Regions from separate parts of the Homo sapiens genome. Here region 1 is linked to region 2. A link is an interaction called in ENCODE POLR2A ChIA-PET data of the cell type or tissue named here. Cell type or tissue: GM12878. All regions are shown on one strand. Links, peaks and the distances in the headings refer to the core of each region. The heading gives the core; the rest is flanking DNA.

The links. Peaks named below come from ENCODE experiments on the same cell type or tissue, not always from the same donor. Only the 100,000 strongest peaks of a DNase experiment are listed, where the experiment ranks them.
Region 1: POLR2A ChIA-PET joins it to region 2 with 5 read pairs; 1 of 35 experiments calls an interaction of 5 or more read pairs at or near these places.

The regions. Positions count from the first base shown.
Region 1 is chr19:13,257,654-13,265,981 of GRCh38, forward strand. It overlaps CACNA1A (calcium voltage-gated channel subunit alpha1 A), which reads right to left. Exons shown (of 47, transcript NM_001127222.2): 25 at 5,081-5,180; 26 at 3,797-3,957; 27 at 1,911-2,048. Among named protein-coding and RNA genes, the nearest start is that of IER2, 110 kb to the left of the region's middle. RefSeq lists enhancers at 3,085-4,284, 3,493-3,722. In GM12878, for the core only: a CTCF peak has its summit at 4,912 (motif pointing left); DNase peaks (open chromatin) are centred at 3,598, 3,881 and 4,933; H3K4me3 peaks cover 684 bases; H3K27ac peaks cover 1,495 bases.
Region 2 is chr19:14,298,782-14,307,109 of GRCh38, forward strand. LINC01841 (long intergenic non-protein coding RNA 1841) reads right to left here. Exons shown (of 4, transcript NR_134908.1): 4 at 6,677-6,894. Among named protein-coding and RNA genes, the nearest start is that of LINC01842, 31 kb to the right of the region's middle. In GM12878, for the core only: no CTCF peak of the experiment used is centred there; a DNase peak (open chromatin) is centred at 4,900; H3K27ac peaks cover 542 bases.

The DNA of each region.
Region 1 (8,328 bases), core at 290-8,289, 1.0 Mb before region 2:
AACAGGAACAGAGGGAAATGAAAAAGAAATTTAAGTAGTCGCTGTTTTTTGAAAGGCTGACAACAATGTCAGTTATTTCTTAATTTTAATTTTAATTTTTTGAGATGGAGTTTCGCTCTCGTTGCCCAGGCTGGAGTGCAACGGCGTGATCTTGGGTCACTACAACCTCCGCCTCCCGGGTTCAAATGATTCTCCTGCCTCAGCCTCCCAAGTAGCTGGGATTACAGACATGCGCCACCAAGCCTGGCTAATTTTTTTGTATTTTTAGTAGAGACGGGGTTTCACCATGTTGGCCAGGCTGGTCTTGAACTCCTGACCTCAGGTGATCCACCTGCCTCGGTCTCCCAAACTGTTGAGATTACAGGTGTGAGCCACCACGCCTGGCCAATGTCAGTCATTTCTACTGCTGTGCATGAAGGGCTTGCTGTGTGCTGGAAACAATATTCAACAATTCATCCCCACCGGCTCAGCAACCCTCCCAGGGAGGTTATTACTGGCTCCACTTTGCACATGAGGAACTTGAGGTTCAGCAATTTAAAGGGACGTGCTGAAGACCACCCACTTATAAGTGGCCAAGTTGGGATTTAAAGACAGGTTGTGGCAATGGAGGGAGTAGAGGTGGGTGTATGCATGTAGAGTGGGTATTTGAGCACAGGTGGTGCTGGGTGCTCAGGAGGTACAATGGGGATATATATGAGAGTGGGTAAGTGCACAGCAGCTCTGTACAGTAGTGCAGGTTGCACACTGCTCAAAGGCTCTGTGTCTAAGCGATACCTTCACATGATAGGCATGATAGATTTGTGTATTCATGATGACAATTTTTTGGCAGGTGGTCCTTCAGTGCCTTGTTTGAACAAAATCATTTAAGTCTATTGCGATGATTTTCAGACAGATGGAAATGAAGTCTGTTGAGAAAGGTGTTTAAAAAAACTTTGCTCAAAGGTGCCTTGTGGGTTAGCATTATTCCCACATGTGTGAGTACTGGATGTGTCTGAGAGTGGGTAGTAGGGCATGTTCAGGTTGGCATATTTGCTGAGAGAGGGAGGGAGGTGAGGATGCTGAGGGCACATGCTGGAATCTACCAAGCTTCCAGCCTGGCATTTCCAAGACCTCTGAGAGAAAGACCATTACTTGGACGAGGTGAGGGAGGGAGGCATTTGTTTTGGGTGCAAATTAAGGGGGTACTGAAAATCTCAGTAATCAAGATAATCTTTTGCTCCAATATTTTAAAAAATCAAAATTAATGCAAAAAGTCCATGATGAACAAATATCAATTTCTTCTTCTTTTTTTTTTTCAGGGATAGGGGTCTCCTTCTGTTGTCTAGGCTGGAGTACAATGGCATAATCACAGCTCACTGCAGCCTTGAACTCTTGGGCTCAAGCGATCCTCCCACCTCAGCCTCCTGAGTAGCTGGGATAACAGGTATGAGCCACCACAAGTGGCTCAAAATTTTAAATAAAGACTAAGTCCATGATTCAGCCTCACTTTTTTTTTTTTTTGAAGGCGGGGAGGCCATAGTCTTGCTCTGTCACTCAGGATGAAGTGCAGTGGTGCAATCTCGGCTCACTGCAACCTCTGCCTCCTGGGTTCAAGTGATTCTCGTGTCTCAGCCTCCTGAGTAGCCGGGACCACAGGTGTGAGCCACCATGCCTGGCAGCTTTTTTTTTTTTTTTTTTTTTTTTTTTTTTGGGATTTTTAGTAGAAATGGAGTTTTGCCATGATGGCCAGGCTGATCTCAAACTCCTGGCCTCAAGTGATACATCTGCCTTGGCCTCCTAAAGTGTTGGGATTACAGGCGTGAGCCACCATGCCCGGCCTCCAAGACCTTTCTTATTGCTAAGCTCTCAGGCCCTTTATCCTCCTGCTCCCCAGGGCTCCTCCTGGATAGATTTCCAGTCGGGCCACTTACTGTGGCCAGCCTTCTCCCGTGGACACGGTGAAGAGGGTCAGCAGAGCCCACAGCACATTGTCGTAATGGAATTCATACTTCTTCCACTCCCGGTCTCGCGCCTTCACCTCATTCTTCTCGTAGAGGAGGTATTTGCCTCTGCCACAGAGAGTGGGGACTGTTAGTAAATGGGAAAGAGGGGCTGTCTTGCACTTGTCTTTGGTTATCAGAGACAGGGGGAGGGAAAGGAAGAGTGGTCCACCAGCCTAGACTGCTTGGGAAGCAGTGACTCCCCATCCTGCCACCATGTGTTCCTGTGCTTCATAGGGGATGACGTGTGCATCTACTTTGAGATAAATCCATGGGTGATGGCACAACCTTACTCCTGGTGGGAGAGCTGACCCAGGGTCCAGCACCCTCTTCCAACGTGATAACTTCTAGTCCTCAGGGTGAGAGCCTCAGGCTTGCTGGGGGTGGGGTGGAGGGAGTTTAGGAGGAGGCAGAGAGACATAGGGGACATTTAGAGGTTCATCAGGCTAAGGGAGGTTGCTACTCCTTTTCAAGGCAGGAAACAAGGGTTAGTTCCAGACTCCTATCCAGACATCTGGCATCCTCCTAATTTCAATAAATAGCCATCAAGATAACAACAGGCTACCATGTGTTGCAAAATGCCACTTTACACTGGTAACAATATCACTATATATACACATACATATATATACACACACACATATAATACATATGTGTGTGTGCGTGTACATATATATATATACATATATATATATATATATTTTTGTTGTTGTTGTTTGTTTGTTTGTTTGTTTGAGATGGAGTCTGGCTCTGTTGCCCAGACTGGAGTACAGTGGCCCAATCTGGGCTCACTGCAAGCTCCGCCTCCCGGGTTCACGCCATTCTCCTGTCTCAGCCTCCCAAGTAGCTGGGACTACAGGCGTCTGCCACCATGCCCAGCTAGGTTTTTGTATTTTTAGTAGAGACAGGGTTTCACCGTGTTAGCCAGGATGGTCTCGATCTCCTGACCTCATGATCCGCCCGCCTCGGCCTCCTAAAGTGCTGAGATTATAAGCATGAGCCACTGCGCCCGGCCTATATGTATATATTTTTGAGAGGCAGGGTCTCACTCTGTCACGCAGGCTGGAGTGCAGTGGTACCATCATAGTGCATTGCAGCCTTGAACTCCTGTGTTTAAACAATCCTCCCGCCTCAGCCTCCCGGGTAGCTGGGACTACAGGTGTGTGCTACCATGCCCCGCTAACTTTTAAAATTTATTTTGTAGGATGGGCTCTCATTATGTTGCCCAACCTGGTCTCCAACTCCTGGCCTCAAGTGATCCTCCCACCTCAGCCTCCCAAAGTGTTGGAATTACAGGTGTGAGCCACTGCACCTGGCCTCTTACCTAACTTATTTGGTAATGAAACCTGATCTGATTGGACATGAAGCTCTTTATACTTGTTATTTACCCCATTTGATGTAAATAGTTACACATTTTATGGCAGAAATATTGTGTTTGATTATAGGGCTGCCTTAGACCCAGCTGAGGGTGTCATGTCCCACATGGGAATCTCAAAATATTCTCAACTTTGAAACACATCTGCCTGTAACGATTTCAAGTAAGGAACTGTGGATGTGTATTAATATCCCTCACATGACAAAGGCGGTGGCTGAAAGGTCAATCAATTTGCTTATGACTCATTCTGTGGCTCTGGGTGGTGACTCAAATTCTAAAACCGGTTTTCTTTCTACCCAAGATCCAAGCTGGTTGCAACTGAGTCACTTCCAAGGCTCATCACTTCTCCAGTCTCTGAGCCCAAGTGGCCAATGCCTCTAGCCACTTCCCCCCTGCCCACCTGCTGGTTCCAATGGGAATGTGCTGGAAAGTGGAGACCCACCGACAATCTTTCTCAAACTCTTTGGACTCGTCAGTGCAGTGGAAGAATTTCCCCTTGAAGAGCTGCACAGCCACCACGGCGAAGATGAACATGAATAGCATGTAGACGATGAGGATGTTGAAGACGTTTTTAAGTGAGTTCACCACACAGTCAAACACAGCCTGTGGGGTGGAGTTGACAGAGAGCATGAGGGGCTGGGGACCTGCCCAACCTTCTGCCTCCAGTGGCCCATCATACCAAAATACTGCCATGATCATTCCCATTTTACAGGCAAGGTCATAAGTCAAGTCACTAGGGTAAGGTCCCCCCAGCTTTCAGAAATAAGCGTTGGAGGAGTTGGACTCAATCCTGGCATTCTATGGATCTAAAACTCCCAGATGGGATACCAGAGATGCTTTTAAGTGATACAGGAGCCCAACACAGAAAAACAAGGTAACAAAGTTACTTCCTTTCCAACTCTCTCAATCCTTTTGAGTGAAGGAGAAATTTTTACTTAGTTGCTACCATGTTAACACCTACCATTGACATTTTCCCTCTTTAACCAAGAAAGAGCAGTTGTCAATGCACAAAGCCTTAGGCAGGCAGCCATATTTGGTTAGATTTCCATAACAGTATCTGTTTTCTGTCTTTAATTTTTAGTAGAGACAGAGTCTAACTATGTTGCCCAGGCTGGTCTCATTCTCCTGGGCTCAAGCAACACTCCTGCCTTGGTCTTTCAAAATGCAGGGATTACGGGTGTGACTTGATTTAAAGAAACATATTACATAAGAGATAATACTGGGGACCCCCAGGTGAAGCATAGAGTGAAAGTGGGTGCTCTAATGACTGGATTTTATTTCCCTTAATATATATATATGTTTTTGAATGACAGGCTTTTGGGAAATGCTGGTTCATGCTATTTTGGAATGGGAGATACTAGAGCCTAGAATAGGTAGATGAAAAGTCAAAATTTTATGGAACAAGAAATCTAGTTCCTGCTTCCCAGATCACGGTTATACCCTTTTAAATCCATATGATGCCTTCATGCGAATTAGGAAAAAGGATCTTAACCCCAAGACACTTCATCTAAAGAAAAACTGCCATAATACACAGATTATTTTAGGTCAGCTCACTTTACTGCCATCTGCTGGGAAGTTGTAATAATACAAATATCCATACACGATGGCTAGGATGTTATCAGCACCTCCTTTAATGTGTTGTCCTTGAGCAGTGTACAACCTGCTCAGCTGTACATGATAACCCTGACAGTCCCCCCCACCGCACCCCACCATCTCCCAATCTCACCTTGAGCTTTGGCAGCCGCTTGATGGTTTTAAGAGGTCGTAGCACCCGGAGGACTCGGAGGGATTTAATCGTGTTGATGTCTTTTCCTTTGCTATTGCCACTGTGGAGGAATGTTTAGGTGGGAAGAAGGGAAGAGAGGAAGCAGAGGTCAGGTTGGGTAGGGGGCAGCCCACAGCTCCATGGGACCCTACCCTCCCAGGCCTAGAAGTCTGGGGTGAGCTTGGCACAGCCCTGCCCTTCCTGGTGAAGAGTGGTCCATTTCACCTGTTAAGCTTGGGCTCGGGAGCCAGTAAGTACGTGGCTTTTTGTGGTTCTGGTCCCAGGGTTGGTTGAGGGCCCTTTGCCATCTGGCTGGGCCTGAGCAGCTGTATTGGGTGTCCCTGAGACCCAGCACAAGGGGGTTGGCTGATTCCCCACCCCCATTTCTGCACAGCTTTTCTTTTTTCTTTTTTGAGACAGGGTCTGGCTCTGTCACCAAGGCTGGAGTGCAGTGGCACGATCTCGGCTCACTGCAACCTCCGCCTCCTGGGCTAAAGCCATCCTCCCACCTCAGCCTCCCAAGTAGCTGGGACTACAGGCACACGCCACTGCGCCTGGCTAATTGTTTTGTCTTTTTGTAGAGATGAGGTTTCACCATGTTGCCCAGGCTGGTTTCAAACTCCTGAGCTCAAGCAATCTGCCCTCCTCACCCTCTCAAAGTGCTGGGATTACAGGTGTGAGCCACTACACCTGGTCACAGCTATTTTCAAAAAAGCCCTTGGTCTAGGAGTTTAGTGGTCCCCTATGTATTCTTTTTTTTTTTTGAGATGGAGTTTCACTCTTGTTGCCCAGGCTGGAGTGCAATGGTATGATCTTGGCTCACTGCAACCTCCACCTCCCAGGTTCAAGTGATTCTCTTGCCTCAGCCTCTCCAAGTAGCTGGGACTACAGGTGCGTGCCACCATGCCCAGCTAACTTTTGTATTTTTAGTAGAGATGGGGCTTCACCATGTTGGCCAGGCTGGTCTTGAACTCCTGACCTCAGGTGATCCACCCACCTTGGCCTCCCAAAGTGTTGGGATTACAGGTGTGAGCCACTGCGCCTGGCCCCCTGTGTATTCTTTTTAAAGGTGGTATCAGTGGGCTCTTAAAAAAATGGGATTTTCTCCCCCTTCCAATGGGATTCTGGAAGATACTTAAAGTGGCCCTTATACCAAATCTCCCCTCCCCCACCATATTCCCTGAGTCTGAAGGAGGGAAAATAACCGGGTGCCGCTGTTTTCAGATGCTGATGTGGCTGCTGCCATGGTCTCTGCTGCATTGCTCCAAGGGTCTCTGAGCCCATCTTTGCCAGAGAGGACTGCACAGAAGTTCAGTCCAAGGTCTGTTGGAACTGAGCTTAGCAATGCAGACCCCAGAGATGCCATGACACCCTTGGCCAACCATGACTCAGGCCCCCCAAGAGGAGGGTATTGAGTGGGACCATGAATAGCTTGTGGTTCATGGCACTCATGACCCATCCAGTTGTCCACACCAGAAACCTGAGAGTCATGGTCAACTGCCTGCCCTCTATCCCCATCCCCATCCCCAGTGGGTCACCTTCCTTAACATCCCGCCATCCATTCCTGGGTGCCATCCCCCCTCACCCGTCTCCCAACTTGCTCCTCATTCCCTGCCTTTTCTTCCATGTTTTATGCACACAGTGGCTAAAGCCAATGACCTTGTCACTCTTTCTCTTGCTCAGAATTCTTCTGGAGCACGTGAATTCTCAGAAGAGCAAGTGCAAACTTCTGGGCATGGCATTCAATGCTCTTGAAAATCTAGTCCAACTTACCTTCACCTTTGCATTCCCATTTATGGCTACATATCTCAAGCCCCAGCCACATTCTTTTGCCTCTGTCTGCTTATGCATATACTGTTCCCGCTGCTAGAAATGCCCTTCCTCCACTTCTCCAGTCACAGAACTACCCGGTCCTCAAAGCCCAAATTACCTGTTGCTCCCTCCGACAGCATTTCCTGACTGCCTACCTCTGGCTCCTGCCAGCTCCTATGTGCTATTTCGGAGTTAATCTTTGTTTGTTTCTTCGGTCTCTGGTTTTAGACAGAAAACTCTTCAAAGGCTTACAGTGTAATCTACTCTTCTCTGTGTTCATTTTCCCTTTAATCTTTTTTTTTTTTTTTGAGATGGAGTCTTGCTCTATTGCCCAGGCTGGAGTGCAGTGGCATGATCTTGGCTTACTGCAACCTCTGCCTCCTGGGTTCAAGTGATTCTCCCACCTCAGCCTCCCGAATAGCTGGGACTACAGGCATGAGTCACCACACCTGGCTAATTTTTGTATTTTCAGTAGAGACAGGGTTTCACCGTGTTGGCCAGGCTGGTCTCGAACTCCCGACCTCAAGTAATCCACTGGCCTTGACTCCCAAAGTGCTGGGATTACAGGCATGAGCCACCGCACCTGGCCATTTCCCCTTTAATCTTGATTCTTGTCCTAGCCCCTAGCCTGCGCCTGGCGTGTGGTCTCAGGACACGTGAATGCCTCCGGTTGGAGTATTTGGGTGGGGAGGTCACCTAGAAAACATCTCCCTACAGTGACCTCCCAGGTCATGAGCAGAGCTGCCCCAGAGACCCCCATCACGATGGGTCTCAGTATCCAGTGCAAAAACATCATTCTTCACACCATTTGCTTTTTAAAGGACTCCATTTTTTTCATTTTTCAGGGAACAAAGACGATAATTGTATTTTAGCCTGCTAGGCAGAGATATACTCCAGGATTCAGAACTCTGAACCTTTTTTTTTCTTTTTAAAACTAACATCATCATTATCATCTCAAGGCTGTGCCCCCAAGTGTGAGACACACGTTGGACAGTCACTGAGATAATTTTAGGCAGAACAGGGGCACAGATTAAATAATTGGATCTCAGAGGGGCATAATCATTTCTTTTTCTTTCTTTCTTTTTTATTATACTTTAAGTTTCTTTTCCACGTATCTTTCAGACGCTCTGCTTTTGCGAGAAAGGAAGCCTCAGGTAGATGCTAATAGGCCTTTAACACCTCCCTAACACTTAGTAATTTTCCTTTTAACAAAGAGCCCAGCTTGAAGGCAACAACATTGTCTGGTTTCTGTTAGATTTACTTTTTTTTTTTTTTTTTGAGATGGCATTTCTCTCTTGTTACCCAGGCTGGAGTGAATGGCGTGATCTCAGCTCACAGCAGTCTCTGCCTCCCGGGTTCAAGAAATTCTTTTGCCTCAGCCTCCCGAGTAGCTGGGA
Region 2 (8,328 bases), core at 96-8,095:
CAGGGTAGGTTTTGAAGGCAAATGGTCTGGGTTAGAATTCTAGCTTTTCCCATTTGGCGAGTGGCCGACCCTCTCTGCACCTCAATTTCCTCATTTAAAGATTGGGGCTATGGGAGGCCGAGGTGGGCAGATCATTTGAGGTCAGGAATTCGAAATCAACCTGGCCAACGTGGTGAAACCCTGTCTCTACTAAAAATACAAAAAAGAAAATGAGCCAATCATGGTGGCCTGTGCCTGTTATCCCAGTTACTCAGGAGGCAGAGGCAGGAGAATCACTTGAACCCAGGAGGCGAAGGTTGCAGTGAGCTGGGATCGTGCCACTGCACTCCAGCCTGGGCAACAGAGTGAGACTCCATCTAAATAAATAAATAAGACTGGGGCTAACAATGGAACCTACCTCCAAGGGCTGTTATAAGAATTGAGCAACTGGTTGGGCGTGGTGGCTCGCACCTATAATCCCAGCACTTTGGGAGGCTGAGATGGGAGGATTGCTTGAGCCCAGGAGTTTGAGACTGGCCTGGGCAATATAGCAAGACTCCATCTCTACAGAAAAAAATATTAAAAATTAGCCGGGCATGGTAGCATGCACCTGCAGTCCCAGCTACTTGGGAGGCTGAGATGGGAGGATCGCCTAAGTCCAGAAGTTTGAGACCAGCCTGGGCAACATAGCAAGACCCCATCTCTACATAAACGTATAACAAGCTGAGCATGGTGGCGCCCCCATGTCTGTAGTCCCAGCTACTCCAGAGGCTAAGGCGAGAGGATCTGCACTGCAGCCTGGGGGACAGAGCAAGACTCCGTCCCTAAAAAATCCAAAAACAAAATAAAAGACAAACTGTGTATTAGAACAAGGACACGCCAGCTGCTGTAACGAGCAACCTGTAGATCCCAGTGGCTTAATGCACTAAAGGCTACTTTCTCACTCACATCACGCTGCCGCACCTGGGAACCAGACGCCGGCTATATTGTGGCTTCACCTTCTTCCAGTGACTCAGAGGCCCCACAAGACCCTCTTTGTCCAGCCAGCAGATGCAAAGGAAGAATTAGAAGGTGCAGGTGGGAGGTGTTAAAAGCCTGAATGTAGCACACCTCACTTCCATTCGCATCCCACAGAAGCAGATAATGATAAAGGTTAGGAAATAGGTTTGGAGTCTGGGAAACATGGGGAGACCCCATATTTACAAAGAAGAAAACTTTTTTAAAATTATATGGTTAATGGTGGCGCAAGCCTGTTGTCCCAGCTACTCAGGAGGCCAAGGTAGGAGTGAGGTAGGAGGCTGGAAGGGACTCTGGAGGTGAAGTTCAGACACTGGACCAAATTGATGGCCAGATGCGGTGGTTCACACTTGTAATCCCAGCACTTTGGGAGGCCAAGGTGGGTGGATCACCTGAGGTCAGGAGTTCGAGACCAGCCTGGCCAACATGGTGAAACCCCGTCTCTACTAATAATACAAAGATTAGCCGGGTGTGGTGGCAGGCGCCTCTAATCCCAGCTACTCGAGAGGCTGAGGCAGGAGAATCGCTTGAACCTGGGAAGCAGAGGTTGCAGTGAGCCGAGATCATGCCACTGTACTCCAGCCTGGGAGACAAGAGTAAAACTCCGTCTCCAAAAACAAACAAAGAACTAGCTAAAGCAGGTGTGTGTAGGTGTGTGTGTGTGTGTGTGTGTGTGTGTGTGTAGCACCTCCCCATAAGACACGCCCACCAGTGTGCCATGTCGGTTTACGATTACCATGGCAACACCTGGAATTCCCCGCCCCTTTCCATGGCAACTACCCAACCACCTGGAAGTTACCACTCTCATCCTAGAAATTTCTACATAAACTGCCCCTTAATTTGCATATAATTAAAAATGGATATAAATATGAGTGAATACAGCAGCACCTCTGAGCTGCTACTCTGGGCACACTGCCTTTTGGGTAGCCCTGATTCTTCACTAAATTTTCTGTTTAACACCACCAGCTCTCCCTTGAATTCCTTTTTGGGTGAATCTAAGAACCCTCCAGGGCTAAGCCCTAATTTTTTTTTTTTTCTTCAGACTGAATCTCGCTCTGTAGCTCAGGCTGCTGGAGTGTAGTGGTTCGATCTCAGCTCACTGCAACCTCTGCCTCCTGGGTTCAAGCAATTCTCCTGCCTCAGCCTCCCCGAGTAGCTGGGATTACAGGCACATGCCATCAAGCCCAGATAATTTTTGTATTTTTAGTAGAGATGGGATATTGCCATGTTGGCCAGGCTGGTCTTGAACTCCTGACCTCAGGTGATCCACCCACCATGGCCTCCTGAGGTGCTGGGATTTCAGGCATTAGCCGCTGCACCTGGCTTTTTTTTTTTTTTTTTTTTGAGAAGGGGTCTTCGACACCCAGGCTGGAATGCAGAGGTGCAGTCTCGACTCTCTGCAGCCTCGACCTCTGGGTGTCAGATGATCCTCCCATTTCAACCTCCCAAGTAGCCAGGAGTACAGGTCTGTGCCACTACACCCGCCTAATTTTTGTAATTTTTGTAGAGATGGGATCTTGCTATGTTGCCCAGGCTGGTATCGAACTCCTGGGTCCAAATGATCCACCCGCCTCGCATCCCAAGGTGCTGGGACTACAGGCATGAGTCACCCACCCAGCCTAAGCCCCAATTTTGGGGGCCTGCTTATTCCTGCATCAGGAGGAGCACTGGAGGCCAGGAGTTTGAGACCCCAACCTGGGAAACATATTGAGACCTTATCTCTACAAAAAAAGAAAAAGAAAAAAATTAGCTGGGTGTGGTGGCACACACCTGTGTCCCAGCTACTCAGGAGGCTGAGGTGGGAGGATCACTTGAGCCCAGGAGGTCAAAGCTGCAGTGAGCCATGATCATGCCACTGCACTCCAGCTTGGGTGACAGAGTGAGACCCCCACCTCTAAAAATAAAAATAGAGCAAATAGGTCTGGGCTGGAGGCAGCCCAAGGGTCCCCTGGTTTCATCACTTTCCGTCCATCTTCCCAAACGCATCACCTTGGCAAGCACACAGCAGGCAGGCCAGACAGATGCGCCCGGTAAAAATACAAGAAGCTAACTGGGCACGGTGGCTCACACCTATAATCCCAGCACTTTGGGAGGCTGAGGTGGGTGGATCATGAGGTCAGGAGTTCGAGACTAGCCTGGCCAACATGGTGAAACCCCATCTTTACTAAAAATACAAAAACACAAAAATTAGCTGGGCGTGGTGGTGTGTGCCTCTAATCCCAGCTACTCGGGAGGCTGACACAGGAGAACTGGTTGAACCCAGGAGGCGGAGGTTGTAGTGAGCCGAGATCGCACCACTGCACTCCCAGCCTGGGCGACAGAGTGAGACCCCATGTCTACAAAAAATAATTCTAAAAATTAGTCGTGTGTGGTGTCGTGCAACTGTAGTCCCAACTACTCAGGGGGCTGAGGTGGGAGGATCACTTGAACCCAGGAGTTTGAGGCTGCAGTGAGCTGTGATCACACCAGTGCACTCCTGCCTGGGCAACAGAGAGAGATCTCATCTCTAAAAAAAGAAAAAAGGAGCCAGGCACGGTGGCTCACAGCTGAAGTCCCAGCACTTTGGGTGGCCGAGCTGGGTGGATCACCTGAGGTCAGGAGTTCGAGACCAGCCTGGCTACATGGTGAAACTCCGTCTCTACTAAAAATACAAAAAAAAAGTAGCCAGGTGTGGTGGCACATGCCTGTAGTCCCAGCTACTCAGGAGGCTGAGGCAGGAGAATGGCATGAACCCGGGAGGTGGAGGTTGCAGTGAGCTGAGATCAAGCCACTGCACTCCAGCCTGGGCGACAGAGCAAGACTCTGTCAAGAAAAAGAAAGGGAAAGGAAAGGAAGGGAAAGGAAGGGGAGGGGAGAGGACAGGAGGGGATGGGAGTGGAGGGGAGGGGAGGGGAGGGGGAGAGAAAGAAAAGAAAGAAAGAAAGGAAAGGGAAGGAAGAAAAGAGAGAGACAGAAGGAAAGCAAAAGAAAGAGAAAGAATAGTAATAAAAGGGACCAGGTGTCTGAAGGCTGAGTTGCAGGGTGCCCCATTGCTGAAGAACTGCTTCCAGAATGCAGCTGTGTAAGTCTGCCAGTGTGGCCAGTGTGGCTGGGTGCAAGCTCTTCAGGGTCCCAGGCTACACACAAGCGATTTTACTTTATTTCTAAAATGGACTAACTCGGTTTGAAACTTAACCCAACTCACTCACAAAAGGAATGTTCTCTCATGGCCATGAATGCAAAACCACCACGAGTGGCCACAAACAAGTATAAAATAGACAAAATGAGGCTTGGTGCAGTAGCCCATGCCTATAATCCCAGCACTCGGGGAGGCTGAGGGTGGAGGATCGCTTGAGCTCAGGAGTTCAAGCCCAGCCAGGGCAACATAGCAAAACCCCATCTCTACAAAAATTAGCCGGGCATGGTGGCATGTACCTGTAGTCCCAGCTACTTGAGAGGCTGAGGTGGGAGGATCACCTGAGCCTAAGAGACAGAGGTTGCAGTGAGCTGAGATTGTGCCACCACACTCCAGCCTGGGTGACAGAGCCGAGACTTTGTCTCAAAAAAAAAAGAAATGAAAAATAAAAATAATGAAAGTGCAAAGAGTATCATGACATTCTCCCTATACTTTGTCAAGACTGTAAGGCTGGGACCAGCTCTTTTGGCTAAAAAAAAAAAAAAAAAAAAAAAAAATTGGATTGGGAAGCATCGGAGGGGCGTGAAAATCATGCTAGCTAGCACCTCTCTAAGAATTGCTTTTTTTTTTTTTTTTTTTGAGACAGAGTCTCACTCTGTCACCCAGGCTGGAGTGAAATAGTGCAATCTCCTTGCAACCTTCACTTTCTAGATTCAAGCAATTCTCCTGCCTCAGCCTCGTAAGTAGCTGAGATTACAGGCATGTGCCACCACGCCTCACTAATTCTTGTATTTTTAGTAGAGGGGGTTTCACCATGTTGGCGAAACTGGTCTTAAACCCCTGACCTCAGGTGATCCCCCTGCCTCGGCGTCTCAAAGTGCTGGGATTACAGGTGTGAGCCACCAGGCCCAGCCTGAGACTTGCTTTTTTTGAGGGATTAGAGGGATTGATAGTTCAGTAAAGGAAGTCACTTTCTCACTAGTGATTCTGTGGTACTGAACCCAGGGCCTGGTACCCAGGGGGCAAGTGGGCGAGTGGATGTTCCGGGTCACCCAGCCAGCCAGGGGAGGAGCTGATTCTAGATCTTCCCTTATCTCTCTGCTGTTTAAACCCTTTTTGCTCCTTCCAATGGGAAACAGGGAAGGGGGAGGCTGTGGGATTGGAACAGAAAGCGTCCTGGACTCCAGAGGCCCTGAGCAGCCATTCCCCTCCCTGGGCCTCAGTTTTCTCATCTATAAAATGGGTAGCTGCAGACTAGAGAGACAATTTGTAAAGTTCTGCTGTGTTAGTCAGGGTTCTCCAGAGAAACAGAATCCACAGGCGTGAGAGAAACACACAAAGAGAGAGACAGAGAGAGACTTATTTGTTTTTTAGAGGCAGTGTCTCTTTTTCTTTTTTTCCTTTTTTTTTTTTTTTGAGACGGAATTTCGCTGTGTCACCCAGGCTGGAGCGCAATGGCGCGATCTGGGCTCACTGCAACCTCTGCCTCGTGGGTTCAAGCAATTCTCCTGCTTCAGCCTCCCAAGTAGCTGGGATTAAAGGCACACGCTACCATGCCCAACTAATTTTTGTATTTTTAGTAGAGACAGGGTTTCACCATGTTGGCCAGGCTGGTCTCGAACTCCTGATCTCAGGTGATCTGCCTGCCTCGGCCTCCTAAAGTGGTGGCTCATGCCTGGCCTTCATTTTCTTTCTAATTTTTTTTTTAAATTTTAATTAGACAGGATCTCCCTCTGTCACCCATGCTGGAGTGCAGTGGTGCAATCACAGCGCACTGCAACCTCCACCTCCTGGCCTCAAGCAATCAATCCTCCCACCTCATCCTCCCAAAGTGTTGGGATTACAGACATGAGCCACCGCACCTGGTGGATTTCTTTTCTTAGAAAAGCAATACATGCTCATGATAAAACGCAAGGAATTCAAACCCTATCGGAGGGGGAGCATATTGAATGGAGTCTCTCTCTCAGCTCCTCCCTTCCCCCTAATATAGCTCTGCTAAGAGCTGCCCGGTGTATCCGCCCTGGCATTTTCTATTTGCACACCAGAGTCGATACGAATATCCTCCTTTTACTTTCACAAATAGGGATCGTTGCAGGCACACAGTTCCATGATAGCTTTTTCCAGTTAATTATATACTGTGGACACCTTCCCCAAATCAGCACATCCAGACCTGCCTCATTCTGCTTAATGACTGCAGAGTATTGGAAGATGTGCCTTAAGAGAGAGGGAGAGAGAAAATAAAAAATGATATGTTTGGAATGTTCCACCTGGTAGTCCCAGATCTGGGTTAATGGAATGGGAGATCACACTCCAGTTCCTCCCCATCTCTTCTGGCTTGTTTTCTGTTTGTTTGTTTTGTTGTTGTTGTTGTTTTTTGAGGTGGAGTTTAGCTCTTGTCGCCCAGGCTGGAGTGCAGTGGCGTGATACCGGCTCACTGCAACCTCTGCCTCCTGGATTCCAGCGATTCTCCTGCCTCAGCCGCCCGAGTAGCTGGGCCTGTAGGTGCACCACCACACCCAGCTAATTTTTGTATTTTTAGTAGAGATGGGGTTTCACCACATTGGCCAGATTGGTCTTGAACTCTTGACCTTAGGTAATCTGCCTGCCTCGGCTTCCCAAAGTGCTGACAGGCGTGAGCCACTGCGCCCGACCTCTTCTGGCTTTTCTATGTCTTGGGAACCAACACAGTTGTAGTCTCTGGCCAGCTCGATTTGAGTGGGACAGACAGGCTTGTGTCTGGGTCAGGGTGGAGGTGCCAAGCTCCTGTTCCAGCCATCAGCAGTCTGTGGAGAAAAAAAAAAAAAGCCAAACTGAACCCCAGAGCCAAGTGCATTTCTTGGGACATAGTTTATTGGGACTGGGACCTGCTGTGAGGCTGTGCAGACCTCATTGTCGAGGGCAGCTGCCCTGAGAGAACAGGCTAGGAAGATGCAGCAGGGCAAATCTATTTCCATCCTGAGTGGTCACGTGCTTCAGCGGGTCAGCCCTGGTTGGTCCAAATCCATCTAATGCTCCATTCCCTCCCTCGTAATTGACTTAGGGATGGCCCACCACCTGTTTTTGTAAATAAAGTTTTATTGGCACACAATTGTGCTCATCTGTTTGCATGTCGTTTGGGGCAGCTTTCACTCAAGGACAGAACCAAATACAGATGGTCCCAACTTAACGATGGTTTAACTGACAATGTTTCAACTTTACAATGGTGTGAAAGTGATACACATTTGGTAGAAACCCTACTTCGGGGACCCATACATTGTGTTTTTCACGTTCAGTATAGTATTCAAAGAATTATGTGAGATATTCAACACTTTATTTTAAAATAGGCTTTGTGTTTGATGATTTTGCCCAACCGTGGGCTAATGTTAAGTGTTCTGAGCATGTTTAAGGTAAGTTAGGCTAAGCTGTGATGTTCACTAGGTTAGGTGTATTCCATGTATTTTCAACTTGTGACTCTTTCCTTTCTCCTTTTTCCTTTCCTTTACCTTTTCCCTTCCTTCCTCTCTCCTCCCCTTCCCTCCCCTTCTCTTTTCTTCCTTTTGAAACAGAATTTTGCTCCGTCACCCAAGGCTAGAGTGCAGTAGTTCCATCACAGCTCACTGCAGACTTGAACTCCCAGCTAAAGCGATCCTTCTACCTCAGCCTCCCAAGTAGCTGGGTCTACAGGCATGTGTCACCATACCTGGCTAATTTTTAATTTTTTTGGTAGAGATGGGGTCTCACTATGTTGCCCAGGCTGATAAACTCCAGGGCACAAGTGATCCTCCCACTTCAGCGATGTTTTCAGTTTACAGTGGGTTTATTGGAACATAGTTCCATTGTAAGTCAAGGAAAATCGGTAGTTGCAACAGAGAATGTCTGGCTTGCAAAGCTGAAAGTACTTACTATCTGGTCCTTTACAGAAAGATGTTGCTGAGCCCTGGGCTAGTGTATACTAACAGCATGTGCTACCTACACCTCTCTGCCTGGGGGCTTTCTCCTGGCCCACATGTGGGACAGGTCAGAAGTGCCCAGGGCACAGCCCTCAGTGTAGGATGGGTGGTAACTGTCAAATACCTCAGCTTTGTCCGGGTGGTGCGGTGGCTTACGCCTGTAAACCCCCCACTTTGGGAGGCCGAGGTGGGTGGATTACTTGAGGTCAGGAGTTCAAGACCAGCCTGGCCAACATGGCGAAACCCTGTCTCTACTAAAAATACAAAAATTAGCAGGGCGTGGTGGTG